Linked DNA regions of Homo sapiens: region 1 is linked to region 2. Evidence: chromatin loops called from intact Hi-C (ENCODE). Cell type or tissue: breast epithelium. All regions are shown on one strand. Each heading gives the region's core, and the rest is flanking DNA. Links, peaks and the distances in the headings are about the cores only.

Region 1 (5,374 bases), core at 164-5,163, 72 kb before region 2:
AGTCACAAAGTCAAATGCCTTCTGATGCCAGGCAGGTAAAGTGAGTGAGTCTCATGGGCTGGGATAAGACAACAGGGCATGGTGGAGACCAGCAAACTGGAACGCTCAGTCTACCTCAAGGTGGGGCGGTAACTAGCCCATTCCAGTTTACTGCTGCTGTGGGGAAATGTAGCCAGATGGCTTGAATTTTCAAGGAACGCTGAAATCTGGCTTTTGGGGTTTTGTTGTTGTTGTTTGTTTTTTTTGTTTGAGATGGAGTCTCACTCTGTCGCCCAGGCTGGAGTACAATGGTGTGATCTCGGCTCACTGCAACCTCCGCCTTCTGGGTTCAAGCGATTCTCCTGCCTCAGCCTTCCAAGTAGCTGAGATTACAGGCACACACCACCACACCCGGCTAAATTTTTTGTATTTTTAGTAGAGAGACAGGGTTTCACCATGTTGGTCAGGCTAGTCTCGAATTCTTGACCTCAAATGATCCGCCTGCCTCAGCCTGCCAAAATGCTGGGATTACAGGCATGAGCCACCATGCCCAGCCTTGAAATCTGGCTTTTATGCCCTGCTTCCTAACTTTTTAAAATTGGCAGCTAATTAAAGCTCCTCAAAACAAAACAAAAGGCCGTGTGGGTGAAATCGAACATATATGTGGGGCAGATTTGGCCTCTGGCCTATGTGGTCATCTCCACAGCCTCTACCACTTTGGCCGCCTCTGAATCAAAGAAGGGGGAAGAGAATGTAAATCTCGGTGAAGAAATGGTCCAGAAAAGTAAGAAAACATTTTCCTTTTTAGGTTCATTAAAGGATTCATCAGTCGCAACAAACCCCTCTGTCCTGACAACGAGGAATTTATCGTGTTTGTGCGGAAGAATTACATCTTGAATCTCCGGTATCACCTTCCAAAGACTGTCCTGGACAAGAGCTGGCTGAGGCCTCCTGGCATCTTGGAAAATGTAAGGACTAATCTGGGATTTCCAGTGTTGTAAGTAGCACGGGCACTGACGAAGCTTAACTCTTGCATGTCTTTGTGCTGCCTCCCTTTGGCTTGAAAGGGCTGCCCTGGCAAAGCCCTTCTTCCCAAGGATGCTGCACAAGAAATTGAACTCCTCAGAATTTGCGATGTCCTTAGTAGCATTATAAAGCCACTGGAGTGTCCTTAGTAGCATTATAAAGCCACTGGAGGTTGTTTAAACAGAGCACTTTTTTTTTTTTTTTGAGATGGAGTCTTGCTCTGTCACCCAGGCTAGAGTGCAGTGGCGCGATCTTGGCTCACTGCAACCTCCGCCTCCTAGGCTCAAGTGATTCTGGTGTGTCAGCCCCCCTGAATAACTGAGATTACAGGCGCCCGCCACCATGCCTGGCTAATTTTTGTATTTTTAGTAGAGACGGAGTTTTGCCATGTTGGCCAGGTTAGTCTCGAACTCCTGACCTCAAATGATCTGTCCGCCTCAGCCTCCCAAAGTGCTGGGATTACAGGTGCGAGTCACCGTGCCCAGCCGACAGAGTACTTTCGAATCATTTCTATTCCTGACGTAGCCTTCCTAGAATAGCATCCCTCAAGAGATGATCTGAGGACCCTCTGTGTCTGGAACTTAGAGGCGGGGCTGTTGTAAGAGTCCCGGGCTCCACTTTGGACCCACTGAGTCAGAATCTCCAGGAATCTCATTATAGCCAGTTCTGCAGGTGAGTCATAAACATATTCAAGTTTGAGAATCATTCGTTAAGCAACAGCAAAAAGTTGGGAGAGGATCAGGTTAGCTGCTGTGACTATAAAATATAAAATATTAACACTGTGCTTGAAATCAAACTGAATTCAGCAGTGTTTTTTTAAAGCTTCATTTTGATCGCCACAGCCCCAGACAGGGAGTGAGTGAGGCAAGTGGAAAGAAGTGTGTTCTCCACACAGGCATCAGATCTGCTCAGGAAAATGTGCGTGAGGAACCTGGTGCAGAAGTACTGCCGCGGGATCACAGCTGAGCGGAAAGCAATGGTAGGGACATGATGTCTGCGGTGGCCGGTGGTGGGGGTGGGTGTAAGAGTGGGTCCTGAGTGTCAGTCCTCCTCATCCACCATTTCACCTATAAGCGGGGGTCATGCTAGTCCCATGCTTTGAAATGTTCAAGATAATTGCAGGTAGACCTGCAGAGAGCCCTGGATGAATGCCAGCTGTTACTGTAATCAGCATGGCTCCGTTTGTTACCATGGGAACACAATCACAACGGCTCCTGCCATCCATCCACCGGAGCAGAGAATGTAGACCCCTTTCTGCTGGAAATCTGTTTTTCACCGTGCTAACCTGCGGGTCTTTTGTGTAAAGGGCTAGAAGAGTAACTATTTCAGGGTTTGTGGCCTTTCTCTGTTGGAATTACTCAACTCTGCTGCTACAGTGAGAAAGCAGCCATGGACAATGTGTGCATGAATGGCATGGCTCTGTCCCAATAGAATGTTACTTACAAAAAGGGACAGCAGGCTGAGTTTGGCCTGCAGGCTGTGGTTTCCCAATCCCTGATCTACAAGAAACTGCTCTTGGAACTCTGGAAAATCCACTTTCAGGAAGGTAGTAAGGGAACGAGCAGAAACGTCAACCCAGTCTCTACCAATATGACTTTCAGGGCATTTTGGCCAAAGCCAGGAAGGTGTTCTGACTTGTATGCTCCAGGGTAACAAGGCTCCCACAGTTTATCCAGCAAAGGATGTGACCTCAATGGGTCTAGAGCTCTTCTATCCCAAAGAAGCCTGTGGCTACCATTTTTATACTTTCAATTGTGTATTACCAGATGCAGCAAAAGGTAGTTACAAGTGAAATCTTCAGGGGAAGGAAAGACGGCTACACAGAAAGTTTAAATCAACCCTTTGTCAACAGTCGGATAGGTAAGTACATTTTCCAGCCTATGTACTTGGCTTTCCAATTCTAAAAGGAGTTAAAGGGTGGGGTGCGGTGGCTCATGCCCATAATCTCAGCACTTTGGGAGGCCGAGGTGGGCGGATTGCCTGAGCTCAGGAGTTCGAGACCAGCCTGGCCAACATGGCGAAACCCCATCTCAACTAAAATACAAAATATTAGCAGGGCGTGGTGGTGTCCACCTGTAGTCCCAACTACTCGGGAGGCAGAGGCAGGAGAATGGCTTGAACCCAGGAGGCGGAGGACGCAGTGAGCCGAGATCATGCCACTGCACTCCAGCCTGGGAGACAGAGCGAGACTCTGTCTCCAAAAAAATAAGTCAAAGGCAGATGCTCAACTCTGCAGCATTTCCTGATGGCTATTTCCCCACCTGAGATCTTAGCACAGAGATGCATAACAAAACTAGCAGATACCAATGACTTTTCCACAGGATTGGTACTTTAGTGATGATTCATGGCCTTCTGGTTCCCTCTCTAGATGAAGGAGACATTAATCCGAAAGTGCTTCAGCTAATTAGCCATGAGAAAATCCAGGTAAGGCGATGTGTGTCCTCAGTCTCAAACAGGATTCCCTCATCGAGTCTAAGAGCAGGGTCCCCTTTCTCCATAAAGGGCGCACTATTTAAATGCAGGGGTGCAGCTGGGCAGCTGGGGCTCTCAACTGTGATGCTTTGGGTATTAACTAAGATGATGGGGAACAAATGATGATTAGATAATGGCTGCTGTTCTCATGACACCTCCGTCACCCTAGAAACTGTCTTGGTTTGCTTTCCTACAAAATTGAATGAAGTGTAGCCATGAACTTAATCACGAAACACCCCCTTATTGGTGAGAGGCAGTGTGGCATAGTGCCTGGGCACTGACACTTGCTTTGAACGTAGCAGCCGTGAGATCCTGGGCAGGTCACTTAAGCTCTTGGTGCCTCTGATCTTCTGTGAATGAGGATGATGGGTTTACTGAGAGGATGAATGAGTCGGTGGGCGAGAGGTGCTCAGGCTGCTGCCTGGCACGCAGCAGCAGGTGAAGCCCTGGTGATCGTGTGTGCCAGTGTCTGCTCTTTTTTTTTTTTTTTTTTTTTTTGTTCCCTGGGGAATAGAAGCCACTGTGACTGGATTGGATTACACTGTGGCTGTGAGAGTTTTCATCTCTGACCATCAGAGCAGACCTGCAAGGCAGGCAGCCATAGCCTTGACTTCCTCAGAGGGCAACGCAGGTAGGCAGAGCTAGGGATCCAAATCCCCATCATGCAGAGAGCCAGGAAAAAAAAAAAAATATATATATATATATATATGTGTGTGTGTGTGTGTGTATATATGTGTACGTATGTGTGTATATATGTGTACGTATGTGTGTATATATGTGTACGTATATGTGTGTATATGTGTACGTATATATGTGTGTATATGTGTACGTATGTGTGTGTATATGTGTACGTATGTGTGTATATGTGTACGTATATGTGTGTATATGTGTACGTATATGTGTGTGTATATGTGTACGTATATGTGTGTGTATATGTGTACGTATATGTGTGTGTATATGTGTACGTATATATGTGTGTATATATGTGTACGTATATATGTGTGTATGTATGTGTACGTATATATGTGTGTATATACACACACACACACACACACACACACACACACACACACATACACGCAAAATCTGTTTGAGCTTTTCTAAATGCTTGACATCACTTTACCGGTGTCTGAGTAGCAAGAAACTCGGTACTCTGCCCCACCTTCCCTGGTGAAGTCACCTTCCCCTTGCAGTATGGTGTCCCGGTCATTAAATATGACAGAAAAGGCTTCAAAGCACGGCAGCGGCAACTCATTCTTACTCAGAAAGCAGCTTACGTGGTGGAACTTGCCAAAATCAAGCAGAAAATAGAGTACTCAGCTCTCAAAGGTAAGAAGTGGGCAATCTTTAAAACAATGCACTGAGTTGACTCAACTACTGGAAAGCCCAGTAATGAAGCTCCCAAATGGGAAACACAAGTGTAGGGTGCCCATAAACCCCGGGGTAGTGATGCACACCTGTAGTCTCAGCTACTCGGAAGGCTGAGGCAGGAGGATCACTTGAGCCTGGGAATTCGAAGCTGCAGTGAGCTATGATTGTGCCACACACTCCAGCCTGGGTGGCAAAGTGAGACTCTGGCTCAAAAAAAAAAACAAAAAACAAAACCATCTGCCCTCCTCCCCTAGCGTTGCCCAGCCTGGACTGCACCCTTATTCTGGCATAAATATTAATAGCACCACTTTACTCAAGTACCCAGGTTGGGCAATAGTCTGCTTCCACGGTGATCAGAGCCCACTAGCAGGCTAAGATTTCTAAAGTATGCCCTTCATCCTTCTGGGCCCAGCTAGGAGAATGAAGTGTGGTGTTGGGCAGCCCCTGGGCGTATCTCTTCTTCCTCTGTACTAATGTCAAGCTCTCTAGTTCTTGGCTCCTAACTCTGGATCTGTCTTAAGGTGTC
Region 2 (5,374 bases), core at 17-5,016:
GCACCTGTCAGGACGCTTCTGTTAAGAGATGTTTACACCAAATATGATTAGAGTTAATTAATGGCAACAGAGCCAGATTATATTTAGCATACATTTCTCATCCAAACTAGGAAGAGGTCTTTTAGCTGAGCTGAGCAACAGAGCATGAGAGTTAAAAGGCAGTTTTTATTAGCAGAATTACTAGAGTAAAAACTGCTTTTAGGTTTTTTGGAGAGTAATGGGGTGGGGGAAATCCTCCTATCACAACTGAACATAGGCATGTATCTGCATTTTTATCAATGAGTTCAAGCTTTATGGCAACTGCTGAAGCTGTGGCACTAGAGCAGGGACTGGCAAACTTCTGTAAAGGGCCAGATGACTTTAGGCTTTGTGGACCAGACAGTCTCTGTTGTAGCTACTCAACTCTGCTCTTGTAGCACAAAAGCTGCCATAGGCTATACATGTATGAATGAGTATGGTCATGTTCCCATCAGACTCTTGAGAAACAGACAGCACCCTGCATGTGGCCCACATGGTGTCATTTCCCAGCCTCACACTAGAGGATGGTTTCCTTCTTTTAATTCTCCCAAACCCATGTCTTTCTTCTCAAGGGATCTCAAACCTAGCGTGCTCTTCCAAGAACTCGACAGGGACAGAAAACGGGCACAGTTGATCCTGCAGTACATCCCACATGTCATCCCTCACAAAAACGTGAGTTGCACTCAGAGCTGGGCCCCGATGTGTCTTTCTATTCCCCCACGTGGTTCCTGCCTTTCCATCCTTGCTATGGCAATTGGAGGTGACTAAGTGGGATCATTCATTCAGCACAAGGAAACGGTGGTTGCTATTACTTTGGTGAGGTTACACCCAGTGCTGGGGTACAGAGCTGGAGAAGACAGTGTGAACTGGCGATGCTGGTGGAGTGGCAGCCCAGGTACGGAGACCTGACCAGCTGGAGGGAGGGAAAGGGGACAGGAAAGGGTCCCACGGGCAAAAGTGGACAGTGTTGAAAGGCTGAGTTAGAAAGGATGAGGTGCTTTTGGAGAGTCAAATGTGCAGTGTGGCTGGAGAGAATAGAAAGGATGGGGTCAAGAGGAAGCCGAGGAGGGTAGTAGGAACTAGAGCAAGACAGCCTTAGAAACCAAGGCTGGGAGCAAGGGCTTTCTGCAAAGCCACCGGAGGGCTGGAAGCTTAGGAGGCACCTGGTCAGAGCCATACTTCAGGAAGGTCATCTTGGCTGCAGCGTGGAGGGCTGGCTAGAGGCAGGGGTGTTAAAGCAAGCTGTCCTGCACTAGGGTGGGCCCTGGGAGTCAAAAGATGAGCAAGTCAAGAGATTTTTAAGGAGGCCTCAGAGAATGGTCACATCCCAAGGGGAAAGAAAGGAAGAATTCAGGTGATGCTCGGGTGTCTGGCTTGGGTACTTGGGGGGTGTTTTCCTGAGGTGGAAGAGCAGGACTGGGACATGGCGGCGAGTTCAGCATCGAGCAGGTAGGATGTGAGATGTCTCTGGCTCCTGGAAGCCATTGGAAAGGGGGTCTGGCATTCAGGAGGGAGGAGCTTGTGTGGGGAGAGCACCCAAATCTCCTGACTGCCCCCATGGACTGGGTGAGGTAGTCAGGGAATCAGACAGCACCCAAGTCTGCTGACTCCCCCCATAACCTGGGCGAGGTGGTTGGGGAGTCAGACGGAGTGAGAAGTCCAGGGCACTGAGGCAGAGCCCTGCAGGACCCGTCCCACAGAGGGCCAACACGAGGAGGGAAGGAGGGAAACCAGGAGAGTGCCACACACCCGGGGGATGAGAGAGACTTGGGGAGGATTGGGCTGTGGCAGGAGCATCCAGGAAATGAGGGTAGCAAGCATGGCTCACGTCCCTGGTGAGTGGCAGGCACTCTGGAAATGTCCGATGCTGCGACAACACTCAGCTCCTCTTAGAAGAGTCTTCTAGGAGTCTAGGTTGTGTCCTTTATTTTTCTCCTGTTCTATTTTCTTTTTCTTTTTTTAACGAAGTAGACATATTTTTAGAAAAGAGCATAAATCATATTTTTGTAAATTAAATCTCATTTTTCAGAGGTATTTCATCCTCACTGCTGTCTGATACTGTTCTGTCCTTGACTTTAATACTTATGGTTGCTATTCTTTCCCCCTCAAGCAGTGATGTGCAAACAATGTGGCTGTTTAAATTCTTACTGCACTTGGCAAACTCTCAGAAGTGAAGGGCCTTACGGCAATTACTTAATCAAATGTGCCTTCCTTGAGGGAGCCCCTGCTATGATGTCCCTGACCTTGCTTCCAATAGAAAATGCACAGCTTTGCAAAACAGGCTGTTCTGTGGCTTTACTTTTCCAAAAGATAGAACATTCTTCCTCATCATGAACTGTGCTTCTCTGTAACTTCTACCCTTTGGTCCTTGAACAACCCCTAAAAGTGGCTTCTTTTATCTTCTGTGATCTGTTGGCAGCTCCCGTTTGCATGTGGGGCTTGTGTTTTCCAAGTGTAGTATCCTTAGCCTCTCCACCTCGTCTTTGTTTGAAATAGGCTCCAGCCTTCATCTCCTGGGCCTCATCTGGTTTGGTGGTGTCTGGTTTAAAATGCAGCCCCTCCTCCTGGACCCGCGTGTCTGTGAAATCAGCCTCTGACCATTGCATTCCCATAACACATCGTCTAGACCCTCCGCTCTGTTTCTCTGTGGTTCACGTGTGCTGTGGCCACTGGAGGTGCTGCACAATATTTTAAATTTCTGAGGAGAACACAGTGAGACACCACATGAACTGCTAGTTCAGAGTAGTTCGTGGTTTCAACATGAGATTGCACTACATTCTTTTTAATGATGTTTGCAAAGCTGGCTTGTAAGAACAAAATAAAAATATTTTATATTTCAAAGTATGTGCATTTGTAAAATACAGCAACTGAGGTCTTAGGACATAAATATTTGGGACCTAACTACCTAGTAAAAAGGACTGCTAGGGATTTCTTTTGGCCTAGGAGTACCATGAAAAAAGTTACTGCAGTGATAGAGGTGCTGTGAATAAGAAAGTCAGGGAACCGCTGAGATAAATTGGAATGACTTTTAAGTCCAGGGTATATAGTAATCCCCACATTTTTTTTTTCTTTTGGGAATTTTGCTTAAATATGTCATCAAGGTTGTTTGTCCTTAGTTCATAAAATGTCCTCCCTCAGGAAAATGGGGCCCTCGTCATCTCCTGCCCCTTCCTGCTCCGTGATTGCAGGTCCTGGGGGAGTATCTAAGGCTTGGTGTTTTCAGAGCAGATGGGCTGTCTTGTTGCCCCTCCGCCCATCTCAAGCTTCAAGCTCCCCTTAGTGGCATGTGTGCTGCCCTCTGCCATTGAAATATTCTTGCTGGAGTACACAGGAGGGTAATAGGCTCTCTCTGCTCTGTTACCATTATACCATCTGCCCTAAATGTTGAACCTCTCCCTTGTTCTCGATTTCACTATAATGCCTTTCTTGTTTTCCTTAACATTTGTTAAAGCCTCAGCTCTGCCTGGCTCACGTGCACAGCACTTCATTTTCTGCACCCTCTTACATCGCTTTTACCTGTTTATGTGTGACTCATCCCCTGGCTGGCCCTTAAGTCCTCTCTGCCTTTTGTGTTTACCCAGAAGGCCTAAGAGGTGTGGAGTGGGCAGAGGCTTTGTAGTATGGGGGCTGTGTCTGGGCTTTGGATTTCATTCCATCCCCCTGCCCACCAACTGTGTAGCCTTGGGTGAGTAAGGTCTTCATCTGTAGAATGGGGAGAATGATCCGTACCCAACTGTCCACTGCAGTCGCTGAGGTTGCCCAGCCCTTGCAGCCTGGATAAGCTTGCCTCAGACTTTCTTCCATGCCCCATAGAAATCCAGAGCCCTGTCCAGGCTTTCTGTGGTCACTTCTGTCTCTTTAGTTCTGTTTCTGTGTCTTCTGCTATCTCCACCCCATACTGGATTGACCCAGATGTAACTCGCCTTCCGCCTGTGTATCACCAAACAGCACCCCTTCAGGTGGTCATGCCAAAGATTTGGGGTCATAGGAAGTAGTTGTGTCACAAACTACACGACTCCACATGACAAACACCTGTTCTCAAAAGTCCTACAGTTCCCCTGCCATGGAGGGGAGAGGTAGGAGCACCCTTCATTCCTATCACCAGCCTCCCTCCCTGTGTCCCCAATCTGTCCCCTCTCTTCTGCATGGCCCTGGAACCTCTCAGGGCTTTTGGTTCTACTCAGAGCACGTCAGTCCTGTCACGTCTAGATCTGTCAACCAGCCTCAGCAAGATGCTTCACTGAACAGTAGTTCCTCCACTCAGTACCATCCCCTTTCTTCTTCTTTTTTTTTTTTTATTAAGACAGAGTCTCGCTCTGTCGCCCAGGCTGGAGTGCAGTGGCGCGATCTCAGCTCACTGCAAGCTCCACCTACCGGGTTCACGCCATTCTCCTGCCTCAGCCTCCCGAGTAGCTGGGACTACAGGTGCTCGCCACCACGCCCAGCTAATTTTTTGTATTTTTAGTGGAGACGGGGTTTCACCGTGTTAGCCAGGATGGTCTCGATCTCCTGACCTCATGATCCGCCCGCCTAGGCCTCCCAAAGTGCTGGGATTACAGGCGTGAGCCACCGCGACTGGCCCATCCCCTTTCTTCTTAAGGGGCTGTTGGTCATTGCTTTTTTTGTTACAATCATATTTGCCTAATAGAGTTAACATAATAATTAAATGAAAATATACTAGCACCCACTGGTATATAGTATTTCCTGTTGTTGTTACTATTATTACTGTTTTTTTGTTGTTGTTGTTGTTGTTTTGAGACAGAGTTTCACTCTTGTTGCCCAGGCTGGAGTGTGATGGTACGATCTTGGCTCACCACAACCTGCGCCTCCCAAGTTCAAGCGATTCTCCTGCCTCAGCCTCCCGAGTAGCTGGGATTACAGGCATGTGCCACCACGCCCAGCTAATTCTATATTTTTAGTAGAGTTGGGGTTTCTCCCTGTTGGTCAGGCTGGTCTCGAACTCCCGACCTCAGGTGATCCACCTGCCTCGGCCTCTCAAAGTGCTGGGATTACAGGCGTGAGCCACTGTGCCCAGCTGTTACTGTTCTTATTTGTATTTAATAAAGTTCTTGACTTTGGGGGAGATTCCCATTTTTAAAAAAACAGCTGTGGTTAGATTTATGTATTCATTCAGCTGACTTGATTTAAATGGTATTAGGGTGCTGATTCTTGAGCCCAGGATGGGGCAAAGAGTCATGCTCTTTCTAAATAGGTTTAGCAGAATCTTAAGAATAAGGAGAGAGGGTTCCTTTCAAGCAGTAATTGAGAAATATTACTGGTGGGACTGTGGTGGGCTTGAAGGCACAGAGGAGGCAGGTTGAAAGGTCAGGGAGCTTTATACTGTAGGGTCATTTTT

Evidence for each region. A loop is a pair of places that touch in the nucleus more often than their neighbours do. Peaks named below come from ENCODE experiments on the same cell type or tissue, not always from the same donor. Only the 100,000 strongest peaks of a DNase experiment are listed, where the experiment ranks them.
Region 1: a loop joins it to region 2, with 15 times the contacts of the local background. A loop is called at or near these places in 3 of 110 quality-filtered maps.

Annotation. Positions count from the first base shown.
Region 1 is chr12:109,438,844-109,444,217 of GRCh38, forward strand. MYO1H (myosin IH) reads left to right here. Exons shown (of 32, transcript NM_001101421.4): 24 at 788-947; 25 at 1,901-1,984; 26 at 2,772-2,865; 27 at 3,374-3,429; 28 at 4,671-4,806; 29 at 5,370-5,374. Among named protein-coding and RNA genes, the nearest start is that of KCTD10, 36 kb to the right of the region's middle. In breast epithelium, for the core only: no CTCF peak of the experiment used is centred there; DNase peaks (open chromatin) are centred at 506 and 2,458; H3K27ac peaks cover 3,397 bases.
Region 2 is chr12:109,510,614-109,515,987 of GRCh38, forward strand. UBE3B (ubiquitin protein ligase E3B) reads left to right here. Exons shown (of 28, transcript NM_130466.4): 18 at 591-690. Among named protein-coding and RNA genes, the nearest start is that of UBE3B, 36 kb to the left of the region's middle. In breast epithelium, for the core only: no CTCF peak of the experiment used is centred there; no DNase peak of the experiment used is centred there.